Regions from separate parts of the Homo sapiens genome. Here region 1 is linked to region 2. The links are chromatin loops, found by intact Hi-C in ENCODE. Cell type or tissue: HepG2. All regions are shown on one strand. Each heading gives the region's core, and the rest is flanking DNA. Links, peaks and the distances in the headings are about the cores only.

Evidence for each region. Peaks named below come from ENCODE experiments on the same cell type or tissue, not always from the same donor. Only the 100,000 strongest peaks of a DNase experiment are listed, where the experiment ranks them.
Region 1: a loop joins it to region 2, with 21 times the contacts of the local background. A loop is called at or near these places in 1 of 110 quality-filtered maps.

The regions. Positions count from the first base shown.
Region 1 is chr17:67,220,656-67,236,468 of GRCh38, reverse strand. The region is part of intron 3 of HELZ (helicase with zinc finger); the gene reads left to right. It also overlaps the pseudogene RPL36AP48. Among named protein-coding and RNA genes, the nearest start is that of HELZ-AS1, 16 kb to the left of the region's middle. RefSeq lists an enhancer at 12,162-12,456. In HepG2, for the core only: no CTCF peak of the experiment used is centred there; no DNase peak of the experiment used is centred there.
Region 2 is chr17:66,947,509-66,963,321 of GRCh38, reverse strand. No RefSeq gene overlaps it. Among named protein-coding and RNA genes, the nearest start is that of CACNG4, 9.3 kb to the left of the region's middle. In HepG2, for the core only: no CTCF peak of the experiment used is centred there; DNase peaks (open chromatin) are centred at 4,198 and 4,981; H3K4me3 peaks cover 467 bases; H3K27me3 peaks cover 2,550 bases.

The sequences.
Region 1 (15,813 bases), core at 5,286-13,285, 270 kb before region 2:
CATTGTAGATACTGTTGCATTTTTTCTAATGATATCTTAAGGATAAATTTTGGAGTGTGTTATTATGTTAAGGGGTATCAGTGTTTTTATGGCTCCTCACATATATTGTCCTACTGTTTTCAAGGGTGTTATACCAGTTTGTGCTCCTAACAGATATATGGATATACCTGTTTTACCATAAGTAGTAGAGAAAACCATTTTTCTTCAGAAGTTTTTGTGAATTTAATAGTGTAAAATGGCACTTTCATTTCTTTGTTATATAATGTTGAATTTAACTATTTGAGCCTCTTTATGGTGAACTGTTTGTTGATATCAGTTGCTATATTATGCAATTAACTATTGTAGGCTTTGAATGGTAAGGCTGGTATAATATGGTCAGTAAAAATTGTTCACAAGAGTGTGTGGTCGAGGCTGGGTGCAGTGGCTCACGCCTGTAATCCCAGCACTTTGGGAGGCCAAGGCGGGCGGATCAGGAGGTCAGGAGATCGAGACCATCCTGGCTAACACGATGAAACCCCGTCTCTTCTAAAAATACAAAAAATTAGCCGGGCGTGGTGGCAGGTGCCTGTAGTCCCAGCTACTCGGGAGTCTGAGGCAGGAGAATGGTGTGAACCCGGGAGGTGGAGCTTGCAGTGAGCCGAGATAGAGATAGCACCACTGCGTACAGCCTGGGCAAAAGAGGGAGACTCCGTCTCAAAAAAAAAAAAAAAAAAAAAAAAGAGTGTGTGGTCAAAATGGTAAATGATCTTGGGAAGAGTGTTTGAAGGGGAACAGATGGATTATTCCAGGATTCAGTTCAGCAAGTATTTATTGGGCATCTGCTGTGAGCCCCTTTGTATCACTGCTCCTCTGAGTGGTTCTCAAGTTCTTGTGATGGCATGTGCTGGGTTGAAGCAGGACACTGCTTGAGGCTTGACCATTTGTGGGTTCTGGCTTCTGTTGTCTCTCTCTTTTTTTTTTTTTTGTGAGGGAGTCTCGCTCTGTTGCCCAGGCTGGAGTACAGTGACACGATCTCGACTCACTGCAGCCTCCGCCTCCCTGGTTCAAGTGATTTTCCTGCCTCAGCCTCCTGAGTATCTGGGATTACAGGTGCGCACTACCATGCCCTGCTAATTTTTGTATTTTTAGTAGAGACGGGGTTTCACCATGTTGTTCAGGCTGGTCTTGAACTTCTGACCTCGTGATCCACCCGCCTTGGCCTCCCAAAGTGCTGGGATTACAGGTGTGAGCCACCGCGCCCGGCCTTCTGTTGTCTCTTTGTGGCTGCTTGGATTGCTGAGAAGACCACCACTGTCTAGGCCATCTTTAACTCATTCAGGGCATACCAGTGTGCCATGGCACACCCTTTGAGAAGCTCTGTTCTGAGGGATCCAAACATGAAGGAAACATTGTTCCGTTGACAAGGAACTAATTATCTGTAGAGAGAATGGGGCACCCCAAAATGAAAGGACTAATAGGAATTTCATAGGTGCCATTGAAGGGGGCCATACAAGGTACTTCGGGATTAAGTGGAGGGAGCGATACTGCCTTCTTGGGGATATCAGGGAACACTTCCACTGAAGAGGTGGCATTTAAATCACACCACCAGGAAGCCGAGAAGCAAAGGGAAGAGGGCATTCTGGAGGGAAGTCTGGGGGTTATGTCAGAAATGTGGGTGTCAGGAAATTGCATATCCAAGTTTCCTGGGTCCTAGGATACATAAAGGAATATAATGGAAGGTAAGACTGCCAATAGGTCAGGACTGGGTTTTGGGGAGTTTTTTTTTTAATATTTAACTTTTTGTTATTTTTATTTTTTATAAAGTTAGGGGTCTTGCTATGTTCCCCAGGCTGTCTTGAACTCCTGGCCTGAAGCACTTGGCCTCCCAAAGTGCTGGGATTACAGGCCTGAGCCACCACGCTTGGCCTTGGAATTTCTTGAATGTTAGAGTAAGGATGAGTATGATGGATTGTAGGGAAGAGAACTGAGAGACAGGGCCTTTAGTTGGGTTCATAGTAGTCTAAGTGAGGGCGATGAGAACCTGAATTGAGTTGGTGGCCATGGAAAGGATTCAAGAGTTATCTTGGAGGTTGAATGGAGAGATGTGGTGACTAATTAGATGGGGTAGGGTGGGAACAATTAATTCTGTATCTCTGTGTTTTTTTTTTTCTTTTTTCTTTCTTTTTTTTTTTTTTTTGGAGTACAGTGGCTCCATCTCGGCTCTTTGTAACCTCTGCCTCCTAGGTTCAAGCAATTTTCCTGCTTCAGCCTCCCTAGTAGCTGGGATTAGAGGCACAAGCTACCACGCCCACCTAATTTTTGTATTTTTTGTAGAGATGGGGGTCTCCCACGTTGCCCAGCTGGTCTTGAACTCCTGAGCTCAAGCCATCCACCTACCTTGGCCTCCCAAAGTTCTCTCTCTCTCTCTCTTTTTTTTTTTTTTTTTGAGATGGAGTCTGTCTGTCGCCCAGGCTGGAGTGCCATGGTGCTATCTCAGCTCACTGCAACCTCTGCCTCCCGGGTTCAAGCGATTCTCGTGCCTCAGCCTCCCGAGTAGCTGGGATTACAGGTGCCCGACACCACACCTGGCTAATTTTTGTATTTTTAGTAGAGACGGGGGTGGGGGTTTCTATGTATACAGAACTTGAGTTCTATGTCTCAAGTCAGAGATGAGGCTGTGGTTTTTATGGTTGGGTGGCTGGAAGAATGGGACATTAAAGAAAAAAAAGAATAGGGAAGTCAGGAGGGAGAATGGCTCTTAGGAGTTTAGAATGAAGATGAATTTGGTTTTGATTGTGTTGAGTTTAAGGAGCTTGTAGAAAGTTGAAATCAGAATTTTAATCCTAGAAGGAACTTCAGAGATTATTGGGGCAACAGCTAAGGAAGTTTAGGGCCCTGAAAAGTTAAGAGGACTCAGTGAGGTCTCACAATTAGTTAAAGTAGAACCAACATGGAAGCTTCAAGATTCCCAGTCCATGACTTTTCTCTCTGCTTCACACTGAGAAATGCTGAAGGTTCTTAGCGGTGGTGTCTCCTCACCCAGGCAGCAGTGCTCAATAGAGAGTAGGAAGTGCCATAGTTATGTTGGGGAGTGAGGACTTTATTTTCTATCTTTTAATTTTATTTTTAAATTTTTTGAGACAGGGTCTTGCTCTGTCACCCAGCCTGGAGTGCAGTGGTGCGATCTCAGCTCACTGCAGCCTCCGCATCCCAGGTTTAAGCGATTCTCCCACCTCAGCTTCCCAAGTAGCTGGGATCACAGGGGCATGCCATCACACCCGGCTAATTTTTGTGTTTTTAGTGGATATGGGGTTTCACCATGTTGGCCAGGCTGGTTATGTTTATTTTATTTTTTTGAGACGGAGTCTCGCTTCTTCGCCTAAGCTGGAGTGCAATGGCTCGATCTCGACTCACTGCAACCTCTGCCTCCCAGGTTCGAGCAATTCTCCTGCCTCAGCCTTCCCAGTAGCTGGGATTACAGTCATGTGCCACCATGCCCAGCTAATTTTTGTATTTGTAGTAGAGACAGGGTTTCACTCAGTTGGCCAGTCTGATCTCGAACTCCTGAACTCAAGTGATCCACCTACCTTGGCCTCCCAAAGTGCTGGGATTACAGGCGTGAGCCACTGCGCCAAGCCCAGGCTGGTTATTTTTTAATTAAAAGTTTTTTATTATGGACATTTTCAGACATACAAAAGTAGAAAGAAGAGTGTAATCAATGCCCATGTACCCATTGTCCAACTTCAACAGCTCTCAGTATTGTTTCATCTGTTTCCTCCCTCTGCATCAATTATAGTGAAGCAAAAGTAATCTGGTGACCTTAAATTTTGTGTATTAGCAAGTAAGAAGAGTCAAAAAGTTTAATAGGGTATGTTCTTAGGTCTCTGCATGGGGTCTAGAGTAAAGAGAATTAATTCCAGAATTCCTATGCTGCCGCAATTTTGTGTCTTTGGGCGAATTAACTTAAGTCTTCTGGGACTAAGTCTTGTTTTCCATGACAATGAAAACTTATTGCTTGTTAAAAATTTTAAAATACAATGCCAGACACAGGGGCTCACGCCTGTAATCCCAACATTTTGGGAGGCTGAGGCGGGCGGATCATGAGGTCAAGAGTTGGAGACCGGCCTGGCCGACATGGTGAAACCCCGTCTCTACTAAAAATACAAAAATTAGCCGGGCATAGCCGGTTATGGTGGTGTGTGCCTGTAATCTCAGCTACTCAGGAGGTTGAGGAAGGAGAATCGCTTGAACCTGGGAGGCGGAGGTTGCAGTGAGCTGAGATTGTGCCACTGCACTCTAGCCTGGGTGACAGAGCGAGGCTCTATCTCGAAAAAAAAAAATTATAAAATACAGATGAATAAAAAAGCTGTAATAGCATCACCTGGAGATACCCAGTTTTATTTTTGTAGTAAACTTTTTTTTTTTTTTTTTTTTTTTGAGATGGAGTCTTGCTCTTTGTCCCAGGCTAGAGTACAATGGTGTGATCTTGGCTCACTGCAACTTCCCCCTCCCGAGTTCAAGCAATTCTCCTGCCTCAGCCTCCTGAGTAGCTGGGATTACAGGCGCCTGCCACCACGCCTGGTTAAGTTTTGTATTTTTAGTAGAGACAGGGTTTCACCATATCGGCCAGGCTGGTCTTGAACTCCTGATCTCAGGTGATCCACCCATCTCCGCCTCCCAAAGTGCTAGGATTACAGGTGTGAGCCACCGCACCTGGCCTGTAATAAACTTTTCATTTTGTAATAATTTTAGATTTACAGAAAATTAAGAAGTATAGGTCAGAGTTCTCATAAACTCTTTACCCAGTTTTCCCCATTGTTAATGTCTTAGGTTTCCACGGCACGTTTGTCAAATGTAAGAAACCATTGTTGGTACATTTCTTTTTTTTTTTTTTTTTCCGACAGAGTCTGGCTCTGTCACCCAGGGTGGAGTTCAGTGGCATGATCTCGGCTCACTGCAAGCTCCGCCTCCCGGGTTCACGCCATTCTCCTTCCTCAACCTCCCGAGTAGCTAGGACTACAGGCGCCTGCCACCACGCCTGGCTAATTGTTTCCATTTTTAGTAGAGATGGGGTTTCACCATGTTAGCCAGGATGGTCTCGATCTCCTGACCTTGTGATCCACTTGGCTTGGCCTCCCAAAGTGCTGGGATTACATGCGTGAGCCACCACACCCAGCCATTGTTGGTACATTTCTATTAACTAATTTTTAGACTTTATTTGGATTTCACCAGTTTTCCCACTAATACCCTTTTTCTGTTCCAGAATCTATCCAGAATCCTGCAATGAATGTAGCAGTTTTGTCTTCTTAGTCTTTTTTGGGCTGTGATAGCCTCTCAGACTTTGTTTTTCATGACAGTTTTCAGGAGTACTATTTGGATATTTAATAGAATGGTCCTCAATTTGGGTTTCTCTGGTATTTTCTTCATGATTAGACTGTGTCTTATCCTTCCTGATTTTCTTATGCAAAATATTCAATACTTACATATTTCACAAAAATGAGATGACCATTATTTATAATCTGTTTTTTACTTACAAAATGGGATTATACCATATATATTATTTTGTAACTTGCTTTTGTCACTTTAAATCTTCCCAGTAACCTTATTGTTAACACTGTATAGAAAACTCTGTTCTCAGTTTTAAAGTCTGATTTGAAAATACAGCATTAGAACATAATCTGTTGGTAAATTGAAGATGGCTTTTAAGGGGCTGTGATAGTACTGGTGGTAGTAGTAATGTGATTCTGTGTCTACACAGATAATCTGGAAGCAAAAATCAAGAAACAAAAAGAATAGACAATGTTTTATAGTAATATAATTTTCTTGGCAAGCAGTAACCTTTTCTAGAAGTCAGCCTTTTAGTATAATTTGCTTGCTTTTTTTTTTTTTTTTTTGAGATGGAGTCTCACTCTGCCACCAGGCTGGAGTACAATGCCGCGATCTTAGCTCACTGCAACCTCTGCCTCCCAGGTTCAAGCGATTCTCCTGCCTCAGCTTCCCAAGTAGCTGGGATTACAGGAATGCACCACCAACCCCAGCTAATTTTTTGTGTTTTTAGTAGAGACAGGGTTTCACCATGTTGGCCAGGATGGTCTCCATCTCTTGACCTCGTGATCCGCCTGCCTCGGCCTCCCAAAGTGCTGGGATTACAGGCATGAGCCACTGTGCCCAGCCTTGCTTGCTTCTTAAGTATGGGTTTTTTGTTTCTTCATATCTTTTAAATTAATAAGCATGTTAAGTGATTTGGGAAGAGGCTCAAACTCTTCAAGAAACAATTTGGAATTCTTGAAACTAAGAAGGCTAGCTCCAGAATTGCTGGAAACCCTGAAAAATGGATCAGGAAAAATCAAAGTAATAGATGGAAAAAAAATCTCAATTTTAGCTGTTGATATAATTTTTAGAAAATTCAGTTTATCTCAGTCATTAAAACAGATGGCAGAAGGCCCATCAGGATATTTCTTTTATGTATTTAAAACATTCTATACTCTACTAAATTCCACTTATTCTAAAATTTAAGAGAATTTACCTCTTTATGAAAATGATTATTCAAAAGAGACCACGGTTGATGATCTTAGTTTCTAGTTTTCTTCTCTGTAGGCTTAGTCTCTCTTCTAATGCTTCTTGCATACTCAGTGATTTTATGTTTTAGAGAAAAATGCAAGTCTGGCTGAATATTAAGTACAGTACAATGAGTAAAACTACTTTGCAGACTATTTTGCCTGTGTATACTATAGGACTATATAGATTCCAGTTTTGGAAAAATGCAGATGAACTAAAAGGTAATAAAACATGCCTCTTTGTGACTTGACATGCTAATGAGAACTGAATTTGGTACAGGACAGTTCTTGGTATGCTTGGCATTTAGGTCATCTTTGGGAAATTTAATTATTTATGGAATGGTTTTAGTGAATTGAATGGTTGTCATGGGGATAAAGATGGTATAAAATGGATTCTAATTTATAAGATAGTTGTGTTGGGCAGATAAGGCATTTTACACGATGCATTTAACTCAAGATAATAGATGATTCAGAGGCCAATTAATTCTATAGGAAGTAATGCTATTTTAGTTTTGGGAGGAGAGCATCTTAGAGAAGTAGATGTTGAAGCATTCGTTAAAATCTGGGTAGGATTTAGGTCCAGAGAGAGGCGAGGAAAGGATGTTCTGGGCAGAGGGAACAATGTTATCAGAGTCTCAGAGGCCTGACTGTGTACTTGGGGCCTGTGTTGGGGTGATGGGCAAGTGAGGTTGTAGCCAGATTGGTGGTGGCCCGGATATCTGTTAATGAGCTTTGACATTATTTTATAGGCATTTCAGAGTTATTGTGCCATCTCTAAAGTATACTTTTTCTCCCTCAGGAAGCATGATACACTTTAGCCACACTGGCTTACCAGGGCCTTGCTGCTCAGTGGGGAAAGGGGCACATTCTGATAGGCTTTCTTCCTCTTCACTTGGGTTACTTTAATTATGTATCAGCTGGGTGCAGTGGCTCATGCCTGTAATCCCAGCACTTTGGGTGGCCGAGGCGGGCGGATCACCTGAGGTTGGGAGTTTGAGACCAGCCTCACCAACACAGAGACACCCTGACTCCACTAAAAATACAAAATTAGCCTGGTGTGGTGGCGTATGCCTGTAATACCAGCTACTTGGGAGGCTCGGGCAGGGGAATCTCTTGAACCTGGGAGGTGGAGGTTGCAGTGAGCCGAGATTGCGTTATTGCACTCCAGCCTGGGCAACAAGAGTGAAACTCTGTCTCTAATAATAATAATAATAATAATAATAATGTATCAATTTGGCTTTTCTTTCGTCACAATAAATTTTTTTTTTTTTTGAGACAAAGTCTCCTCTGTCATCCTGGCTGGAGTTCAGTGGGGTGATCTCTGCTCACTGCAACCTCTGCCTCCCGGGTTCAAGCAATTCTCATGTCTCAGCTTCCAAGTAGCTGGGACTACAGGCTTGTGCCACCACTCCCAGCTAATTTTTTGTATTTTTGGTAGAGGCGGGGTTTCGCCATGTTGCCCTGGCTGGTCTCGAACTCCTAAGCTCAGCAATCTGCTGGCCTGGGCCTCCCAAAGTGTATTTACTTTCTAGTTTCAGGTTAGTAACCGAATTTCCACAAGGAAAGCAATTAGAAGAATTAATGGCAAATAACTAACTTAAAAAATGTGGATATCCAATTTTTTCTAGCAATTCTTCTGATACAAATTTTTGTTTTGTTATATAATGAAACGTGCATTTTATTATATTTGTCCTTTAAGTTTTATTGTTTATATAGCCTAGTAAGTAAAGATATCTTGGGGTCTGATTAAGAACCAATTACGGATGTTAGTAATTTCTATCAAAGGAGATAGTGATTATGGTTAACATAACTCATCAGTCTTCTAAAACCTTTAGAAATGCAGTCTGATTCATTGCACCTAAGTTAATTATGTGGTAGATACATATTTTTTTTCTAATAGGCAAATGTATAAGACAGAGATGCAGAAATCATCTTGAATTTAGATAGAAGAAATTTTAGTTACTACTGTGGCCTCTTGCTATTTGATCAGTTTACTTTTGCTTAAAGTCTCTCTGTTAACAAAGGATTTGGTCTTTTGAGATCAAAGAAGACCATAACTACATTAACAAGAGAAGTTAATTTGAGGAATATAGCTGATTTTTAAAATAAAAGCATATTTCATGACTTGATTTCAAGGTGGTCTGGTGGTTCTTCTCATACTGTCACAGACAGAGGTTCAGAGTGGAAAGATTGATTTTGTTTTTCTTCCAGCATTTACTTTTGGTCCTGGACCAACCATCTAGCTATGATGCAATTCTTCAAAAGTATTCTACATTTTTTGCCAAGAGAGCTCAATCATTGTTCCATTTGGAGAGGTTCTTTTTGAGGCTCCATTCTTGTCTCTAAAACCTACATATGCAGGAAGGGAAGTGCATGGGTTTTCTGTTTATTCACAGCACACTTATCCTGCTGCATTTTCTTCTTTGTAGTTTTAAAAAATCATGTCGGTTGGGTGTGGTGGCTCACACCTGTAATCCCAGCACTTTGGGAGGCCGAGGTGGGCAGATCATGAGGTCAAGAGATCAAGATCATCCTGGCCAACATGGCGAAACCGTCTACTGAAAATACAAAAATTAGCTGGGTGTGGTGGTGTGTGCCTGTAGTCCCAGCTACTGGGGAGGCTGAGGCAGGAAAATTGCTTGAACCTGGGAGGTGGAGGTTGCAGTGAGCTGAGGTCACGCCACTGCACTCCAACCTGGGCGACAGAGTGAGACTCCATCTTAAAAAAAAAAAAAAAGTCAAATGTGACATTTAGGTCATATTTTAAAAATAATTCTTACAATTTTATAAAAATTAGCATATAGTAAAATTGATGTTTTTTGCTATACAGTTTTACTAATTTAACACATGTCTAGTTTGTGCAGCCATCACCACAATCAGGATACAGGGCAGTGTCATCACCCTAAAAACTCCCTCATGCTATTCTTTTATAGTTACCCCTACCCACCCCATACCTGCTCACAACCACTGATCTTGTTCTTCATTTTTATAGTTTTATATTTTTGAGAATAAGATTGTATAAATGGAATCATACAGTATGTCAGCTTTTGAGACTGGGGTCTTTTATGTGGCATAATGTTTTTGAGATTAATTCAAGTTATTGCATATATTGAATACTTGTTCCTTTTTGTTGCTGAGTAGTTTTATATCACAAAGAGGTCTGTTTATTCACTCATTAAAGGACGTTTGAGTTGTTTCCACTTTTAGCAATTATGAATAGAACTGTTATGAACATTTGTGTTCAGATCTTTGTGTGAACATAGTTTTCATTTCTCTGTGGTATCTGAGGGGCGAAGGGGATTGCTGGGTCATATAGTGTAGTGTGTGTATTTGATTTTATAAGAAGCTGCAAACCCTTTTTCCAGAGTGGCTAAATCATTTTATATTCCTACTAGCCATGTATGAGGGTTCCAGTTACTGTACATCCCTTGGTGTTATCAATATTTTTAATTTAGCCATTCTAATAGGTATGTAGTGGAATCTAATCATGGCTTTAGTTTGCATTTCCCTAATGGCTAATAACACTGAACATCTTTTATGTGCTTATTTGTTATCATTATATCCTGTTTGGGAGTATCTGTTGAAATCTGTTGCTCAGTTTTTATTTGGTTAGTTTTCTTATTGTTGACTGTTGGGAGTTCTTTTTTTTTTTCCTTTTTTCTTTTTTTTTTTTTTGAGATGGAGTCTCACCCTGTTGCTAGGCTGGAGTGCAGTGGTGCGATCTCGGCTCACTGCAACCTCCGCCTCCTGTGTTCAAGCGATCTCCTGCCTCAGCCTCCCGAGTAGCTGGGACTACAGGTGCACGCCACCACACCCAGATAATTTTTGTATTTTTAGGAAAGATGGGGTTTCACCATGTTGGCCAGGATGGTCTTGATCGCTTGACCTTGTGATTCACTCGCCTCAGCCTCCCAAAGTGCTGGGATTACAGGTGTGAGCCACCACGCCCGTCAGGGAGTTCTTTATATTTCAGATCTGAATCCTTTTTCAAATAAGTGATTTGCACAAAATTTCTCCCAGTCTCTAACTTGTCTTTTATTCTTTTAACAGTGTCTTTTTCATGGTACAAAAATGTTTAATTTTGATAAAATTTATCGATTTTGCTCTTTTGTCAGATTGTGCTAAGATGAATCAATTTTAGAACAAGTTTCTGTTTTATAAAAGTGGCAAAAAGTAAGTTAGGGATGGGATACTGTCTGAAAGTTGACTTTTGTGGAAGGATGCAAATGTTACCATTTTATGGAAAGATGGTGCTAATTAATACACTCCTTTGTCTTGGGACACTTAGGATTTTTGCTTAACCAAGGAGATAATTGGCTTAGGGGTGTGTGTGTGTTTTACATTTTTTAAAATGGTAATCACTAACATTGCGGTTACTAACACAGACATACTTTTTATAATGCAGAACTATGTTAACCCTGTTTCAGAATTAAAAGGTGATATTTCACTGTCACATTTGGTGCTTTTGGGAGTGCTGGACTTTGAGTTTTTACTCTGTTGGAATAGCATTAGAACCTTAGTTGCTTGTGGGCTCAGAATCAGTGTCGTGGTAAAAGTAGGAGTTGTCGGGCTGCCTGGATTTGAATCCTGCCTCTGTCGTTTACAGTGTAACTGGATAAGTTAACTCTGTGCTTCAGTTTCCTCATCTGTGAATGGGAATGATAATAACAATTCTAATATCTACTTTATAGGGTCATTGTGAGGATTAAATTAGATTACGTACATATAATCTTTTAAACATCTGGCACACGATGAACCTTCAGTAAAAGCTTCTTGTTATTACTGAAGTAACTTTATAAGTTGTTAAAACAAATGCTTTGGGCTTATATATATATGTAATTTTTTAAACATAAACTCAAGATTTTATTGTCTTCATAATAAAAGATGACACATAGAACTGGATCACTTGACCCTTTCTCTTATCTCCTTCCAGTTCAAAATGCTTGCATCTTTTTAATAGCCAGCATTCTCTTAGATCTGTTTGGGCTCAACGCACTCAAGTCTTAGCACAGTCGTCTTTGTAGTTTTAGCCTTCTTCCGGAAGATCGGCTTAGTTTGCCCACCATAGCCACTCTGTTTCATGTCATAACGCTGCTTTCCCTGGGCATACAGAGAATCCTTGCCCTTGTACTGTGTCGTTTTGTGGGGTTGGTGCTTGCCACACTTCTTACAGAAAGTCCGGCGGGTTTTAGCAACGTTCACCATGTTTGCATGAGCACTATGGGCATGGAAACCTAGGCTTATATTTTTAAGACACAGAAGAATCATATATCACACTAAGCCATTTGTCTCCCATGCTCACTTATTTTTTCTCTTTACACTTACTGTTATTAGTAATAAATAACATGATCATTGTTATTAATAATCGTGTATACACTATTTTACAAGACAATTATCAGCTCATTTGGTACTGATCAGATTATCTAAATTAAGACTGTCTTGGTTCCAACTGCCTGAAATATCAACCTAAACTGACTTAAGCTGGAAAAAAGTTTCTTGGCTTACCTAACTTCGAAGTCCAGGCACAGCTAGCCAGAGCTGGATTCAGGGGTCAGGTGATGTCATCAGGACTTAGTTTCTCCCTGTGAATCAGCTCTGCCTTTTCCTGTATAGACTTCAGTTGCTGACACTGTAAGAAAAATGGCTGCGGTATATTCAACCCCCTGTAGTTTCTCAGAATTTAGATTCAGCTGCAAGGAGCTTCAGTTTCTTTCCCAGAAGCCTCAGCGAGTCTCATGGTGTCTCATTGGCTCTTACAGGGTCATATGGCCTACCCTGAGCCAATCCCTGTGTTCAGGGCTGTGAGGCTCGGATTGGCCAGTTAGTGTCACATGCCACCCCACATCCCTGGTGGAGTTAGCTCTTCAGGAACCACATGGTCTGAGAGATGGGGAGAGGTGAATTCTCGAAGGGAAATCGTGGGCTTTTATTACCAGGGAAGGGAATGGGTATTTGGTGGCAGAACAACTAACGTTCATTGCATGGTATTAGTCTCTTTTTATAGGTCAGCAACAGATCAGAGGAGTTAGTGGATTTGGATTAGAGTCCTGGTTTCTGATTTCAGCTTTCTTGCTTGTGAAGTCACATCCTCCAAGTCAGTGTTTCTCACAGGGATAGGAGTTTAAAGGAAATTAGTGTTTTATGTTCCTTTGATAAAAGTTTGGATATTTTTTTTTTCTTTGAGAGGGAGTCTTGCTCTGTCGCCCAGGCTGGAGTGCAATGGCGCAATCTCAGCTCACTGCAACCTTCGCCTCCTGGGTTCAAGTGATTCTCCTGCCTCAGCCTCCCGAGTAGCTGGGACTACAGGCATGTGCTACCACATCCGGCTAATTTTTTGTATTTTTAATAGAGACGGGGTTTCACTTTGTTAGCCAGGATGGTCTCAAACTCCTGAGCTCAGGTGATCTGTCCGCCTCAGCCTCCCAAAGTGCTGGGATTACAGGCGTGAGCCACCACGCCCGGCCAAGTTTGGATAATTTTTAACAGGAAGAGAAAGAGTCAAGACAGATGGGGCGGACCTCAGCAATGGGCGAATGTGATGCTTCTTCCTACATTGGTGTGCTTAATGTGCTTAATGTGACTCAGCTCCAGCGACTTCCATTCCCTGGGCCACTCTGTCCCTGTGGGAAAAATCCTTAGAGACCCAACTTAGTATCTTCTTTTTTTCTTTTTTGAGACGGAATCTCGCTCTGTTGCCCAGGCTGGAGTGCAGTGGCGCGATCTCGGCTCACTGCAAGCTCTGCCTCCCGGGTTCATGCCATTCTCCTTCCTCAGCCTCCCGAGTAGCTGGGACTACAGGCGCCCGCAACCATGCCAGGCTAATTTTTTTTTTTTTTTTTTTGTATTTTTAGTAGAGATGGGGTTTCACCGTGTTAGCCAGGATGGGCTCGATCTCCTGACCTCATGATCCACTCGCCTCGGCCTCCCAAAGTGCTGGGATTACAGGCGTGAGCCACCGTGCCCGGCCTCACTTAGTCAGTATCTGCCCTTGGATCTGGCTGTTACGTTCAGGTAGCAGGATCACATACAATAGATACAGATGTATCGATGTGTCCTAGGCAGGGGTGTCAGCTACACTCTTGAAGTGTATCTGGGAGCTGGCCTCATTTAGAAGTACTTCTAGATCTCTCACTGCGTATTATCCATAGTCCATTTTAGCATGGCCTGAGATGTTTTCTCATTTTGACTTTGACAGACAGTTTTGCTTTTATGCTTGATAAACCACTTTAGCTTCTTCAGAAGGAGTGGGTGCAGTAAGGTCATGCTGTTTTCTGAAAAGCTCGACAAAACAGCTGAACGGAGCATGCGTTGTATTGAGTTCCACACTACAGCTAAGTGACCCTACTGTGATTCAGGTAGATCTTGGAAACTAGTCATCAGGCCCTGATTAACAAAGGTAATTGGGGTAGATATCCACTTCTGAGGAAGGGTCGTAAATTGAGTCATTTCCTCTCAAAGCTCCTGAAATTCATAGTTCTGCGCTTAATCTCTACTTACATATTAATGTTACCGAGCTCTCCCTGGCTAATATGTTTGGGAATCATTGTTGATATTAATCTTTGTGATCATCCCTCATAGCCAGATTTACGGTTTAGCTAGTCCTTGTCAGTGACTTGCAGATATACTTTTTTCTCCAATGGCTATTCTTTGGATAATCATTACCAGTGTATTGAGATGGAGAAAATAGGTGAAAATCCTCTGTCAAGTAGGTAAAGTAATTACATAGAATAATACTTCATTGTCTATACCGTATTGTATGTTGAGATCAGTAAAGTGATTTCAGCTTTATGTAGGCTGGGTACAGTGGCTCACGCCTGTAATCCCAGCATTTGGGAGGCCAAGTTGGGATGATCTTTTGAGGCCAAGAGTTTAAGACTAGGCTAGGCCACACATTGAAACCCTGTCTCTACAAAAAAATAAAAAAAAAATTAGCCGGTTGTGGTGGCATGCACTTGTAGTCCCAGCTTTTTGGGAGGCCAAGGAAGGAGGATGATTCCCAAGTGTGTGGCAGCAGGAGCTATGATTGCACGACTACACTCCCAGCATGGGCTGCGCAGCGAGACTCTGTCTCTTAAAAAAAAAAAAAAAAACACAAAAAACAGCAACAACAACAACAAAAAACTTTATATAAAGTGAAAATAAGGAATTTTAGAGACATTATAATAGCTAACACTTATTGAGCACTTATGTCCCAGGCATTCTTTTAAGTACTTTATAGGTATTATTTCACTTAATCCTTGCAGTAACCCTAGGAGGTAGGTATTAGTTGTCTTCCCAGTTTAGAGGTGAGCAAGTTGAAATAATCCATGTAAAGCCACTTGCCCCAGGCTATGCAGCTGGAGAGTGGTGCAGCTGGTGAATTCTGGTTCCCAGTCTGTGCTCTGGATCACTGTGCTATACTCATTCCTAAGAAAGATTTTAGCTGGTGCATTATTAGCTTTGTTTTCTTACGACTTCTTTTTGTATTATTGGTCTGGATGTGGGCTGGGAGTTCTGTAGGGAAGATTTGCTAATTCTAGGGCCTCTGGTATCCATGGACTTTATGAATCTTGTGTTGCTGTTATCTGGCAAGCAGTGTATGCTTGTCTATATTAGTAGTTCTCAACTAGAGCTGATTTTGCCTTCTCCAGACATTTACTGGAGACATATTTGGTTGTCACAAGTCAGGGGACGTGCTACTGACATCTGCTGGTGAGGACTAGGGATAATGACTGCTCAATAACCTACAATGCACAGAATGGCCCACAGCAAAAAATTATTGAGCCCAAAATGTTAATAGTGTTGATATTTTATATCTGGACTATATCATGAGTTAGTAATTTTGTAATGCCACTCTTTGTCTAATGGGCAACATTGCTGTAGTGATACAGAAATTATTTTTGACTTTTATTGAACAATTGATTTCACCCACATCAATGTATGTTTGTGTAACAGGCATGCATACCAACTGTGTCTTATTTAAATCCCCTTACCCTTAAACTAAACTGGGAATTACAGCCTCCCTGAAGGAAAGCTGAGGAAGTTTAAAGGGAAACCATGTAAAAGACCAAGAATACAGTACTCTTTTTTTTTGGGGGGGGGGGAGTTATCTTAATAACACAATTAAATTTCTTCTTTTTTTATATTAAAAGTGTTAGTTTAGGCTTGGTGCAGTGGCTCACACCTGTAATCCTAGCACTTTGGTTGGCTGAAGCGGGAGGACAGCTTGAGCCCAGGAGTTTTGATACCAGGCTGGGCAACATAGGGAGACCCTGTCAATACAAAAATAAAATAAAAT
Region 2 (15,813 bases), core at 45-8,044:
TGCTGAGTGAGAGTTGTTTCTTGCCACTTGGAAAATTATAGTCTGATTGGGAGGAATAGATCATATACATAAAGGGAAAAAACAAACATCACAAGGTGACAGAGCCTGAGGACCAGGCTGGCTGTGACAGTGATTGTTGGCCCCTTCTGCCCTTGGGGTGTCTATTCTGCTTTCCAAGTCACAAAGGACGAGGGTCATCATCTCTAATTTACTTTAACCCACCTGCCACCGGATCTGGAGTTCTGCACCCAGCAGGTGCCCAATGTATGTCTAAGTGGACCAGAAGGTGTGAGATGGTTTGCTCTGACCCAGAACAGGGTTACCCACCTCCAACCCTAACAGCCACTAGGATTAAGTCTAGGTTCTGTTCTCAGAAACTCCAGGAAAATGAATCCCAAGTTCTTCTCTCCTCCTCCTCCTCCTCCCCTCCTCCTCCTCCTCTTCCTCTTCATCTTCCTCCATCTCTTCTTCTTCTTCTTCCTCTTCTAACAAATCATTGTTTCAAATTAAATCATAAATGGAAGCGCAATGTAAACAAACCAGGTCTCCTACCAATTAGCCTTGTAGGTAAGGGCTGGCATGGCTCTGGTTGAATGAGGGGCCCAGGGCACTGGTACTCACCCACCCACACACGCACTGCAGCCCCCAAAGCACCTCTCTAGACCCCGGGTTCCACAAAGCATGGTGTGAAAATCCATATCCTGAGCCAGCCACTGGGTTACTCAGGAACATCCCCCTCCACCCTGTCCTACTTGCAGCCTTCCTCAGGGACTTTGGGAGAAACAAATGAATGTAAGTTGCATGAACCTGATCTTCGGGGGTGGAGAGCAGCAGCTTCCCCCAATCACCTATTAGATGGCAGAGATGACAGGTGGTGGGTCCCTCCTCCAAGCAAGCAGTCCTCATGTTCATCCCAAGGGAGACAAAACCAAAATCTTCCTTCATCAGAACCTTGGTAGACCAGCTCTCACTCCTCCACTTGCAGAAAAGTGTGTGGGAGAGTTGAGAATGCACTGGACCAGAAGCCAAGTCAGTCACCACCTCATGCTGGCTCCGGGACTAATTAGCAAGGTGATCTGGATGAGCCGAAACCACCTGGGAAAAGGATACCTCTCTAGTGCAACTTGCCGAGTTTTTCAAGGGTTGGTTGGGCACGGTGGCTCACGTCTGTAATCCCAGCACTTTGGGAGGCCAAGGCAGGGGGATCACTTGAGGTCAGGAGTTCCAGACCAGCCTGGCCAACATGGTGGAACCCCGTCTCTACTAAAAAAAAAATTAGCTGGACGTGGTGGTGCTCACTTGTAATCCCAGCTACTCGGGAGGCTGAGGCAGGAGATTTGCTTGAACTCGGGAGGCGGAGGTTTCAGTGAGCCAACGTCATGCCACTGCACTCCAGTCTGGGTGATAGAGTGAGACTCTGTCTCAAAAAAAAAAAAAAAAAAGTTGTTTCAAGGGTCAAAAAAAAGCAACCTTGGGCCGGGCGTGGTGGTTCATGGCTGTAATCCCAGCACTTTGGGAGGCTGAGGCAGGCAGATCACGAGGTCAGGAGATCGAGACCATTGTGGCCAACATGGTGAAATCCTGTCTCTACTAAAAATACAAAAATTAGCTGGGCGTGGTGGCACACGCCTGTATTCCCAGCCACTCCGCAGGCTGAGGCAGGAGAATCACTTGAACCCAGGAGGTGGAGGTTGCAGTGTGCCGAGATCACGCCACTGCACTCCAGCCTGGCGACAGAGTGAGACTGTCTCAAAAAAAAAAAAAAAGCCCCTTTTCGTGTGGTGTACGCTTAGCCACCGTTTGTGGACTGGGCAGTAAATTCTGGCTTTTCTGCCTTTTTTTAGAGACAGTAAGCCCAACACTGTCTAGGAAGCATATATTACATCCACTTTAAAAAATTTGTTGTGGTTTTTTTTTTTGAGATGGAGTCTCACTCTGTCACCCAGGCTGGAGTGCAGTGGCACGATTTTGGCTCACTGCAACCTGTACCTCCTGGGTTCAAGCAATCCTCCTGCCTCAGCTTCTTGAGTAGCCAGGACCACAGGTGTGTGCCACCATGCCGGGCTAACTTTTGTATTTTTAGTAGAGACGGGGTTTTGCCATGCTGTCCAGGCTGGTTTCGAACTCCTGGCCTCAAATGATCCACCTGCCTCAGACTCCCAAAGTGCTGGGATTACAGGTGTGAGCCACCGTGCCCGGCCTACATTCACTGTTAATTCTCACTTATCACCCCCTGACAACACCAGAGGAATCTGAGGTGCAGAGACCTGAGTAACTTGCCCCAGGTTTCACACCTGGAGGATGGTGGGGTCAGATCTTAGCTCAAATCTCAGTGACTTCAAGGCCAGAGTTTTTCCAAGGACGCTAAACAGCCTCTTTGCCATTGTTAAGTACTGCTGGGCTGTGTCATTATTATTACCTATTAATTCAGGGGGACCCCAACGGGAGCTCCGCAGTTTGCCTTTCTGTTTGCGGACACCCACTGGCAGCTGCACTTGGTCCTGCGGTGATGAGGGTGTAGACTGTGGAGTCGCATAAGGACTTGACCGCCGGCACAGGGAGCTGGAGCAAACCCAAGACTGGCTGAGACCATTCATCATGCCTGGGTGAGCACAATTTAAATCTGGAAATTTCTGCTCAGCCAGATTACAGAACTCTAAATGACAGTATTTAACTGCTGCCTGAGGACCCTGGAGTTTCTCCCATGTGACGCTTCCAGAATCAAGGGAGGGATGTGCTCTCCTCTTGCCTAGGAGGAGGTCCTGGACTGGTCTTGTTCTGGAGAGACTGGACACTTGGCATCCTCTCCCACCATGAACTGCCCCCCACCGCCCATATAAATGTTACTGCTGGGGGTGTGAACAAGTAAACGTGTATTATTACCTCCCTTGCCAGCTGAGGAGGTGGCGATATTTGCCAGTCACTTGGACCAGTCTCCCAAACTATCTTTTTCCACCCGTGGTGGTGTCTTTCCTCCTTACTGAATCATTTAGGTAATTACCTCAATTCTTCACTTTACTTTGGCTGTGAAGACAGAGTCTTAATGAGCCCAGAGCCCTGGACAATCCCAGCTCCAGGGTGAGGCAGCCGGGTGGCGGCTGTGGGAGGGGAAGACGGTATTAGGATGCTCACATTGCATAACCTGCACGTCCAAGTGGCCAAGCTGGCTGCCATCTGCAGCCCGGGCGAGAAGACGGGAGAGGCCCTCCACCAGCCAGGGGAACGCAGTCGCTTTCTGCAGTAGCTCCCAAAGCCTTTAGGAAAAGCTTTGTTTTACCCCTTTGTCCTCCAGAAATAATGACCTTTGTGTGTCAACTTTTGTAGTATCTCATTTCTGAACCCAAAGCAGATGGTTCTGGTGATTTCAGAAGGCTTAGTGAGGGGATTTGAGGAGCCTGGGTGAGATCTCAGGTGAACTGACACAAAGCATGATTTCTAGTTTCTATAGCCAAGGCTTGGGGATGAGGCTCAGAAGATTCCGGGGCTCGGCTCGGTGTGGAGGCTTATCTGCAACCCATCCAGCCTGCTCAGCCTTTAAGAAGAATGCCTGGAAATCCGGGTCCTACCAGCCTCCCCTCCATCAGATTATGCACGCTGCAAGGATGACTTTCTTTTTTTTTTTTTTTTTTTTGCTTCAGTATTTCAGTAGACTCCTTTGAGGGAGATCAGAAAATGCTACATGGCTTTATGTATTCAAGTTTATTCCGTTTCATTTGCTTATCACGGATATCCTATTCAAGGTGATGGAAGCTGGATACACAGCATTTTTTTTTCCAGCTCAGCTGCGATAAAACAGTGGCACACTCACCATCTCCATGCCAGGCCAGGACCTAGAAATGCAGAGAGAAGGGAGATAGCATTTCGTGAGTGTCCTCTGGGTGCCAGTCATTGAGTCTCTCCTTTCAGTTATCCATCACAACAACCACATAAAGAGGACACTTTTATCCCCATTGTGTAAGTGGTGAACTCGCAGCTAAACAGAGAGCAAGTGGCTGAACCAGGATTTGAACCCAGCTCTGCCTGGAGCACAGCTGGGCTCCATCTGCTACTACACTGCACCCCACTCCCTAAAGGGCACAGAGGCCTCTTTGCCCGTCTCTTCCTCCCCTGCTCCTCCTCACATATTTATCCAGATGAAATCAAGTTCAAATGATGATCAAAGTCACATGAGGGGCCAGGTGTGGTGACTCACGCCTGTAATCCCAGCACTTTGGAAAGCCGAGGTAGGTGGCTTACTTGAGGTCAGGAGTTCAAGACCAGCTTGGCCAACATGGTGAAACCCCCTATCTACTACAAATACAAAAAAGTTAACCAGGTATGGTTAGGTGAGGGGGAGGGAGGCGCCTGTAATCCCAGCTACTCAGGAGGCTGAGGCAGGAGAATCACTTGAACCCAGGAGGTGGAGGTTGCAGTGAGCCGAGATCACACCACTGCACTCCAGCCTGGGCAACAGAGCGGGACTCCATCTAAAAATAATAATAATAATAATAAAATTCACATGAGGGTGGAGAGGTTAGGAAACAGCTGTGCTTTTTAAGCTGTTGGCAGTGGGTCTGGAGTTTGGGGTTTGGAGAAGGCTCCCCATTTCCTGGGCAGATAGGAGTGAGCTGGGCTGATGGCAGGCAGGTTCTAGAAGCTACCAGCCTTGGGAGCCCACCCTTCTCTTCCTCCCTCCTGGCTATTACCCCCAGCACCTGCCCTAATGCTGGCCAGAGTGGAGGGCGGAGGGCCAGCCCCTGACCCAGGTACCCAGTGGCCCCTCTGAGATGCCTCTGGCCTCTGGCTGCTACCCTCTCCTGGGCATTTTCCATTTACTGTGATGGCAGAAAAACCCAGTACCCTTAAACAGTAAACAACACAGTGAACTGTGAGTGAAGTCCGTGTGGGCTTAGCCAGACCTGTGTGTTTGCAAACCGGATCCCAGTATGGACTGTGCCCTGCAGGCGGCCTCTCTTGCTAGAATCTGTTCTGGAACTAGCCCGGTTGATGAGCATGTTGATATTAACGGCCTGGCTTGGCCAAAGCTTCCGGCCCAGCACGCTTTAGCATCAGCTGGTTATTCTGAGAACATTCTTTTCAAAACACTCTACAGGACAAACAGGCCGAGAGGTTCCTTTGTCCACAGCTGGCCTCTGAAACTGAGCAGACTCTCAAAGGGTTGAGAAGAACCCCGAGGAGGCTATCGTCTGCACTCAGAGGCTGAAACGTTTGAAAACAGGTGCGGGAGGGGGCGGGGAGGATGGTCAGTGACAGCACATTCTTCAGCAAACATGTGTCATTTGTGCTTTTACCAGAGCGGAGCTTTTAATTCCTAAAATATAACAGCCTGGTGCAGGGGCTGGAAGAAGAGGGCGCGTTTTATGTGCAACTCTGCTAAGGGCTTGGTTGCTGAATGAAAGGTTTGGTTCCATGGAGGTTCAGGTACCTTCGCCTTCAGAACCACACCTTCCTTTTCATCTCCAGCCTCCCTGGGCTCTCACCTGGCTGCTAGGGGGTCGGGGGTGGGTTGGTCTCAGCCCTCCTGGAGCTCTGCTTGCTACTGGGTGGGAAGGCTTGCTCTATACTGCAGACATCTTTCTGGATTGAGGCTATCAATTGACTCCCTGCCCTCTGCCTCCTATGTCCGTGATTCCTGCTTGTCACAGAAGAGCTGCTGGGTCTTCGTTGCTTTTATCTCCAAAGCCTTTTGATGAGGTAGAAAGGAAAGGTCATCAGATTCAGGCTGACCTGCGTTTCCACTTCTGCGTTGTCATTTGCAGCTGTGTGGCCTAGGACTAGTGGCTGAACCTCTCTGGGCCCCAGTAAGACGGGAAACCAAACACTGGCCTCATTGCGTTGGTTATCATGCAGAGTCAGTAAGCCCAGGGAAAACATTCACACAAAAATGCTAATAGCTGATGGTTACTGAGCTCTTTGTGTGTATCATGCTCTATTCGACGTGCTTGGCCATACATTAACTTATTTGATTTTTTCCAAAATACTTTGAGATAGATACTGTTATCGACCTCATTTTACCAAAAGGTAACGAAGGCATGGAGAAGGTAAATTGCTTGCCAAGCGTTGCCTGATTTTAAACCTCTGCGATCTGTATACAGAACCTGTGCTTATAATTTTGATTTAAATACTTACTAAATAAACAATAACTTTTATTATGTTGCTCGTTAATACTCCCTGACAACTAAGTTGAAGCTACTGCTTATCCTCAACTGCCAACAACCACTGATGTCACTGGACTCCAGCACCCTTCGTAATACAGACCCATTAATTTATCTAATCCAGAAATACTGTTGTTGTTTTTTTTCCCCTTTTAGCAGAGCCCTCCCTATTGGTTCATATTGTCTCCTTGGAACCTATGTGGGTCTTCTTGGGGATGAAGACATTATTGAAATTTTTGCTGGTTGGGCACGGTGGCTCACGCCTGTAATCCCAACACTTTGGGAGGCCGAGGCGGGTGGATCACCTGAGGTCAGGAGTTCGAGACCAGCCTCGAATTATTATAAAATAATTCCAACACGCTGAAACCCTGTCTACTAAAAATACAAAAAATTAGAAAAAATTAGCCGGGCGCGGTGGCAGGCGCCTGTAGTCCCAGCTACTCGGGAGGCTGAGGCAGGAGAATGGCGTGAACCCGGGAAGCGGAGCTTGCAGTGAGCCGAGATTGCGCCACTGCAGTCCGCAGTCCGGCCTGGGCGACAGAGCGAGACTCCGTCTCAAAAAAAAAAAAAAAAATACAAAAAAAATAGCCCAGCGTGGTGGCAGGCACCTGTAGTCTCAGCTACTTGGGTGGCTGAGGCAGGAGAGTCGCTTGAACCTGGGAGGTAGAGGTTGCAGTGAGCGGAGATCGCACCATTGCACTCCAGCATGGGCAACAAGAGTGAAACTCCATCTCAAAAAAAAAAAAAAGAAAAGAAATCGTTGCTGTCAGTTGCCAAAACTCTCTTCAAATTCTTTTCTTGTCCAGGAAGTGGCGGCAAAGTGTGGTATACAAAAAGGGCTATGGCAAGCAACTCAACTCTTCCAGGCCCACTCATCCCAGCAATCCATTGGCAGAGTGGCACCTGCTTTGGTAGAGCTGCCATGAGATTTGAAGAAGACATTGGTGCCCTGCTGACCCAGGCAAGATGGTCTGGCATCAGCAGATGTCACCAGGAGATGTACATAACACAAAATAAGAAATCGAATTTACTCATGAGTGAGCAATGCTTCTGGGGCCTTGGGGGCCTCTTCAAGTGGTCTGCAGGATCACTGGGGTGTCTGCCCAGAAGCACTTGCTCCCTGCATGACTGTGGTGGGCCTCAGGGCTTCCCCATGCCACCCTGGCCCACCCAGGGCGGTGCCAAGCAGAGTGAGTTTTCAAACACTCGCATCTGGCTCTACTCTCAGCTGAATCTGATAGCAGACCATTTCCAGATAAACAGGATGGGAGACACATTGGCTTCCTAGAGGAGATACTTTAAATGCTCTAGATCCTTTAAAAATTCAAGGAGAGGAAGGGCGCGGTGGCTCACGCCTGTAATCCCAGCACTTCGGGAGGCCGAGGAGGGCGGATCACAAGGTCAGGAGATCGAGACCATCCTGGGTAACACAGTGAAACCCCGTCTCTACTAAAAATACAAAAAATTAGCCGGGCGTGGTGGCAGGCGCCTGTAGCTCCAGCTACTTGGGAGGCTGAGGCAGGAGAATGGCGTGAACCCGGGAGGCGGAGCTTGCAGTGAGCTGAGATTGCATCACTGCACTCCAGCCTGGGCGACAGAGCGAGACTCCATCTCAAAAATAAAATAAATTAAAATAAAATGAAACAAAATAAAATTCAAGGAGAGATATTCTTTTTTTTTTTTGAGACGGAGTCTAACTCTGTCACCCAGGCTGGAGTGCAGTGGCGCAATCTCAGCTTACTTAAACCTCCGCCTCCCAGGTTCAAGTGATTCTCCTGCCTCTGCATCCCAGGTAGCTGGGATTACAGGCATGCACCACCATGCCCGGTTAATTTTTGAATTTTTAGTAGAGACAGGGTTTCACCGTGTTGGCCAGGCTGGTCTCGAATTCCTGACCTCAGGTGATCTGCCCACCTTAGCCTCCCAAAGTGCTGGGATTACAGGTGTGAGCCACCGCACCCGGCCTCAGAGAGATATTCTTTGACTGGTGCTGTATCTGTTGGGAGTGTCATCACCTGGGGAGTGGTATGGCCCATGACTCAATTGCCCTCTTGCAGCCTTGGTACCCAGAGGTAAGGACTGAATTGCCCTCTTGCAGCCTTGGTACCCAGAGGTGAGACCTTGAGGCTGTTCTGCAGGTAAGGGAGGTAACAGTTCCAAGGTCCCAGTTCTGTGCATGGCTGGAAGCAGCTGCCTGGCCGGCTGCCTTGCTGGGCTGCTCTGCATACTCAACACCAGCAGTCTCTTGTCCTGGAAGATGGGTTCGTGATGGAAGATGATTAATAGCAGCTTGACTTTGTTAAACAGTTACATGTGCTGGGCACCCTAGGACAAGAAAAATGTTGTTATCCCCATTTTAGAGATGGTGCAACTGAGGCTTTGGGAAGGCAAGTAACTGATTCCAGGTCACAGCAAGTAAGTGAAAGAGCAAGGACTCCAGTCTAGGACTGCCTGTGTCCAGGGGACATAGTCTTCCCATAGCTCAATAGTTTTCAACCCCGGATGCCCTTGGCAATGACTTGGGAGATTTTAGAAATATATGCCCCACTCTCAGGTATTCTGACCATGCTGGAGTGGGGCTGGGCATTGATATTTTTTGAAGCTCCCCAGTGGTTGCTGATGGGCAGCCCAGGCAAGATCAAGGGCACAAAGCCATGATGCCTTTGGACCCAAGATCTCCTGGAAAGTGTTTGATTTTCACCAGAATTCATCTTTGGCAGATACAGCCTGGCTCAGACTCTGGTAACTATCAAGGAATGTGGGGCTGGGGGTTCCTGGATCCATTTGGCTGGCTCTGCCACAGTGAGTACAGAAGACAGCAGTTAAGCTGGTGTGACCTGGGAGATTCCATAAGGTTCTTATTGCTACCTCTAGCCCTGCTGCCCAGCCAACTCTCTCTGTCCCCGGTGTGGGTCACACTGTCCCCAAAGGTGGGAAATGCCCATCAGGGAGAATGAGGGAGGCCTCTGGCTCTGCCTTTAGAAGGCTTCCTGGGAGGGGAGAGCTTGAGATGCAGGGGCCAAGCCAGCACCCTCTCCTTTACCAACTTGTCCCACTGGGAATTGTCGCTGAAGAAGACTCTTAGAGGCTGCCGTGGAGAACTGGTCACCACCCAGGTGGTTTACCTGGGGAGCTGGGGAGCTTTGGCATCAGACCAGAAGACTTGAAGGGTGAGAGTGAGAGAGAGGCTGGTGGGGGTGCCTGTGAGGTCCTGTATCCTGGCTGCTCTCTTGGGATGCTCCAGCCCCATCCCTGGGAGCATCACAGAGCCAGGACCGGAGGCTGCCAGCCTGTGGCTCCTCCTCCCTCTTCCTCGGCCAATTCCCAGCAAACCACCCGCTGTACTTGCCAACGGAGCCAGATGCTGCTTTGGGGAAAATACCTTCTGGAGTTTGTTGTCTGAGCCCTCCTAGCTGACACCCACGGTGGAGAAGACGTGTCAGGATAAATGGAAAATCTCTTCATAAATATTTGAAAAAAAGGCAAAAAGGAAAAGAAAAAAAGAATACCCCCCAACTCCCAGCGTTTGGGAGCATCTTCATGATTGTGGTACCAGATGGAGGAAGCAGGTCATTAGCGTTCATCAATTTGTAGTGGGATCCCAGCAAGAGGGCCTTTCTGCGGCTGCAGCCAGGAGCCCCGTGCTCGGCTCCTGGGACTGCGGGCACCAAGGGGCGCCTTGGCTTGCTCTGTGTGCCCAGGGGAGGGACAGGCCTGCTGGAGCCTCTGATGGGAGCCGTGGGGCAAGCACAGATGCCCAGCTGGCTGGCGGGGGAGGGTGACCTGCCCTTTATCCATAATGCATAATTGTGTCTTTAAACCCAGCTGCTTTGGGACTTGATTACAATTGGAGCTCAGGAGCAAGTAGCTTTTAGGGGAGCCCCTGGGAGACGAGTGAAGAGGCCCCGGGGGGTTGAGGTGCTAAGTGGATAGTGCTGGTGCCCACACAATGTGGGGAGAGCAGCACACCCCAGCAGGAAGGCCCAGGGGATGGGGACCTGCCTCCCAGAGAGGGGCTCAGCTGGGGAGACAGGACACTTTCATGCTGAGGCAGCAGTCAGGAGTCCCAAGGCCCCTGTGGAAAAGGGCCCTTCTCAGGTCTGGTGATCAAAGAAACTCAGCACCCAGGGAGAGCACTTGGCCTTGCTCGTGACAGCCCCAGTTCCTGCCATGTGCATCCCTGTGTGTTCCTGGAGCCGGAGCTGCTGCTCTCAGTCCCAGGAGAGCCTGGCCTTTGGGCTCCTCAGACACTTTTCTGCTTGTCCCCCTGCAATGTCACTTGCCTTCCTCCAGGGTCTGGTCCTTGCCTGTCTTGGATCAGGACAGGCAGACTCTTCATACTGGAGGGGGGGATGGTCAGCCGGGCAGGGCCTGGGATGGGGCAGGGTCTCTAGGAGACAAAACCTTGCAGAAAACCTTCATAGGTAGAGAGAAGTCGGGTTCCTAAGACTAAGTGTTGGTGGCTGTGGTCAGCTTGTAAAGGCAGACGTGTTCTGAGGCCTTCGAAGGGTGCCATGTACCCCTCAAAGGTCCCCTCTGCCCTGGACCTCTCTGCCTGGATTGTGGGGCACACAGACAAACCTCCCACTTTTTGACCCCCTGTAGTTTCCAGAGGGGGTGGCCCTCATTGCAGGGTGGCAGTGTGGAGAGGAGGCTGCCTGTGACCTAAGGTGTGTATGGCAGGATGGGAGGTCATAGCAAGCTTGACCAAGATGTTTAGAGCAGCATTTGTTGACCTGCCTCCTGCTCCATGCTGGAAATATTCATTGCTTCTGGAAGGAGGTAGACCGGCCAGGCAGGATGCCTGAGAGGGGTGCGGGCCTGGAGGTCGCGCTGTGCCGCCTGGCTCAGTGATGGTATTTATTTATCTGTCTCTGCCTTGGCTGGCAGAGGCATAAGAATGGCTTCAGCCTCGAGGCTGGATTGCTGTTCACCTTTGGAATGTTAAGTCCGCTTTTAACTATGACTCAGCTTCTCTTCAGTTTATTCACTGTGAGTCACCTACCTGACATGCTGTGTTATGGACGCATCCCTAAATGACCAACTTAGAGAAACTGGCGGTGAATACAAACAGCTACCACAGAAGGCTGGTTGAAAAGCCAGGGCTTTGTTCTCTGACCCAGCGTTTGAGTTACACTTGGTTCTCCAATCAACCAGAAATCGCCGGGTACTCACTCATTCATTTTCTCAGTTGGTGGATGAAGTGGGTTGAATTGTGACCACCCAAAAAGTATGCCTGAGTCCTAATGCCCAGAGCCTGCAAATGTGGCCTTATTTGGAAAAAGCGTTTTTGCAGCTGTAACCAAGTTAAAGATCTTGAGATGAGATCATCCTCAATTAGGGTAGGCCCTAGGTCCAATGACAAGTGTCCTTAGGAGAGAAGGGGAAAAGACACACAGAGGAGAAAGCAGAGATTGGAGCAAGGTGCCAGCAAGCCCAGGAGCACCGCAGACTACCAACAGCCCCCAAACTGAGGGAGAGTCGCGGAACAGGTTTTTCCTAGAGCTTCCTCAAGGAACCAACCCTATCTGCACCTGGATTTCAGCCTTCTGACTTCCAGAACTGTGAGAAAATATGTTTCTTTTTTTTTTTTTAAGCCATCCGGTAATTAGTTACTGCAACCCTAGGAAATGAATACAGTGGCTATCCGAGGGCCTTCCGGTGCCAGGCACTGTGAGCACTACTCAGAATGGAGCTGTGGGCTGGGCACTGTGGCTCATGCCTGTAGTCCCAGCACTTTGGGTGGCCGAGGTGAAAGGATGGCTTGAGCCCAGGAGTTCCAGGCTGCAGTAAGCTGAGATTGCACCACTGCACTCCAGCCTGGGTGATGGAGCAAGGCCCTGTTTCAAAAAAAAAAAAAAAAAAAATACAGCAGTGAACTGTGTAGGTGTGACCCCAGCCTTCATGGAACCTCCCATTCAGAGAGGGAGACAGACTCAAAAGGGGAATTGCATAAAGAGGAATTGCATGACAAGGCTTCTGAGCAGGAGGCAGGTGCCATGGAGTCTATTTCCTCCTTCCAAACCTACTCCTTCTCCAGCTTCTCCATCTCAGTACAGCACCACCATTGGCCTGTGGCTCAGGCCACAGACCACAGGCAACTCATCACCAGATCCTGCCAGTGTTATGTCCAAGATGCATTTCTACCCTGTCCACTGTTCCCTGTCTTGCTGCCGCCTCCTGGCCAGGCCACCTGCTTCTCTCCTCTGGATGCCTGGAAAACCCTCCTCCAGCGACACTGTCCTTCTCCTTCACAATTGCCACCTACATTCCCTCAATGCGTTCTCTCCTTGGCAGCCAGAGGATCTGTGCAAATGTCAATTACTTCACTTGTCTGCTGAAAACCATGTCAGAGAGTCTTCCCGTGCACTGAGGGTCAATATGAATGCCCACACCTGGCCTGTCCTATGTGATCTGGTCCTTACCTGCAACTGCACCTTGAGCTCAGGTTCCCTTTTCCCTGAGAGGCTGCCACACTGGCCACTGTCCCTCCCTCCAATCTACCAAGCTCCTTTCCAGCTCAGAGAGAGTTCTTCTTTCTCTCAGGTCTCAATTCTTGGTTTCAAGTTCAAGTTCAGTCTCAAGTTCAATCTCAGCTGAAACATCACCTTCTCAGAGAGGCTGTTCCAGACCAGTAGTCTGGATGGCGTGCTCCTCTCTTCATAGCTCTCACCCCCATAATCAACATCAGGATTTGCATGTCAGTGTGTCTTTGCATGTCAGCCTGTCTTTCTCATACCTGGCAAACTCCAGGAGGGACCCAGGTCTGTTTTGTTCAATTCTGAAACTCCACCACCTAACGCATAGGGCCTGGCATACAGAAATGCTCAATAAATTATTCGTTGAGTGAAAAAGTAAATGAATATATTTTCTGAGCTATATGGTGAGGAGAGGAGTAAAGAAGAACCAACACTTGTATGGTAAACGCCGCAGCTCCCGAGATCCTACAAGTTTGATATGACAGCAGAGTTGGAAATGTAATTACTTTGTTTTTCTCTCTCTTCCAAATGCCTTGTTTTTAAAGTTGGGTGTTTTGTGTTTTTTTTTCCCCCCTGTGTTAAGTAAATGTGTGTATTAACCCTAAGGCAGCAGAAAAGGAAGGGTTTGCAGGCTTAGTGAAAGCATGCTGCAAAAGTCAGACCCCAAGAAGGGAAAAGTTCCCATCAAATAGAACATCTGAGGGAAGTTAAAATGCACTTGCAGAAATAAATTGGTTGCTGTAGCAACCAGCTCTAGTTCTCCCCCAGAATAAAAACACAGAAAGAGGAGGGGAGGAGGGGGATGCTAGCTAACTCTGATCTAGGCTTAAGAGAAGGAGCTGTCCAAATAGAATTATGGGACAATATTGTGAACCGTGTCACGTTACCAGCATAAAATGACGTTGTGCATGCTTGCCTCGATCTGGCAATGGACTCTCTTACTGGGCTTGATTCATCATTTCCGTTGTCTTCCTGGCTGGCTCCTGTGGGTGGTGGAGTATGTGACGCCTGCCAGACAATGCCTCTTGTCACTCTCAAAGTCGTACACCAGCTCCTGTGTTGAAGTGCTCCTGGAAGCCTGCACTTTAGAGAGACCGCGTGGTGTATCCTTCTGTAATGAGTAATCGACTTCTAACAGACCCTCCTTGCAAATTCAGATTTTTACCTATATATGGTTTTCTAGAGTGGCATCCACCCACTTGTGCCAGGAGAGTTCACTGAAGGTACCAGAGTGGGGAGTGAACTCGCAGGGGTGATTCTCCATTGCATGTTTGGGGTTCGTGAAGAAAGGCAACCCACTTATGGGGGAGAAGGGCAGACACAGGACCCTGGGTCTGGGCCAGGGTGGGTCGTGTGCAGACACCACGGCCTGGATAGATTTTTCGTGAAGTGCGGTGGTCACGGTGAGGAGGCAGCCCAGCCTCGGCGGGTTTTCTCTGAACAGATGATTTCCAGTGTGTGATTCCAAAGAAGCACTTTTAGGCAGTTCAGTAACCACTTACGATAGAGGCAAAAAGGTGCAAAGAATTGGTGGTCCATGAAGTTTGTAGGTTCATCTCATTCATTCATCTTTGCTCAACATGAAGGATTGAATTCTTACTGTGGTGGACAGAATAATGGCCCCCCAAGGCTTCCCCCTTCCTTATCCCTGGAACCTGTGGATATGTTATGTTGAGTGATAAAGGGGAATTGAGGTTGCAGGGGGAATGAAGGTAGCAAATCAGCTGACTTTGGAATAAGATTATCCTGGTTTGGCCTAAATGGAATCGGAAGGGGCCTTTAAAAGTGGAAGGAAGAGGCAGAAGAGGAGGTCAGAGTGATACCATGTGGGAAGCACGCACCCCACCGTGGCTGGCTCTGAAGATGGAAGATGCCATGAACTGTGGCATGCAGGCAGCCTCTAAAAGCTGGAAAGAGCAAGGAAACAGAGTTTCCTGAGAGCCCCCAGGAAGGAACACATCCCTGCCAGGCTGGATTTTAGCCCAGCCAGACTTGCACTCCTGATTCTACCCCTGTTAGATGTGTGTTGTAAGCCACAACGTTTGTGGTCATTTGTGGTGGCCCCGGGGCACTGATTTATCCTCTAAGTGCCAGGTCCTGCACCAGGTTATGGGAGGTCAAAGTCAAATGAGACGTGGTTCCCACCCTCACCAGGCCCTCAGTGCCGAGAGAGGGCAGTTGGCAAATCAGCAGCTGAGGTGTGGAAAGCAGGTGTGGGGTGATCTGGGCGGCTGTGGTGGGGGCAGAGGGCTGTGCTTGGGGAAGGCTTCCCAGAGCCGACTTTTGAAGAATGGACTTGAAGGGTTGTCCCGTGAAAGAGGGCCTGGGGAAAGCCATCCCAGACAGTAGGGCCACTGGTAGGGTCAGAGGGGCTGGAAATGCAGCGGCTGCAACAAGAGCCGGCCGGCCCAACAGCTGAACTGGGCAGCTGGAATCTCACCCTGAGAGCTACAGGGGATCATCTGGAGGGTTTTGAGTGCAGAACTGACAGGTTTTGATCAGCCTGACCACAGAAGTCAGCCAGAAGCAGAGCGTGTCAAAAATAGAGCCATGTGGATCAAAATAAAGGCTTGTGGGGCCCTGGGCTGAGAGGGAGCAACCTGCCCAGGGGACAGCATGGTGAGCAGCACCCCCAGACCTTCCCCTCCACTCTTCCTCATCCAAGTCTGGATTGCTTAGGTATTGCTGGACCTGCTGCAGAGAAATCGGTAGGACCCACGGACTGGCCCTCTTCCCCTCGCCTCCCTTGTGCTTTTCTCTTGCTCCTGGGCAAGGACACCCAGGGAAAGAGGCAGATGGAGGACGAAGTTGTGGTCACAGGCAGGGCGCTAGGCCTGTCATTCTTTCATAAATTAAATGTAAGCTGTAAAAATTGATTATTTAAGGAATAATTTCCATTATTTTCTAATATAAAAAAGCAGGGACATATGCTGTGATAAATTACAGAGTCAGAATGAAGAGAAGAATTTAATTAATTTCACGAGCTTGCTGAAAACGCCATCCCTGTGGAATCAGGGGCTGCATTGGGCCCTGCCAGGCTGCAGCTGGCTTTGCATGGCACTTGACCCCCCCACCACAAGCTGGGGGCCACCCTGGGCAGAGAGCCCTTCCCTGGTGGGCTGAGGCCTGGGCTGCCGCATGGTGTGGTGGAGGGCAGCAGGAACAACAAGTCAGGTCTC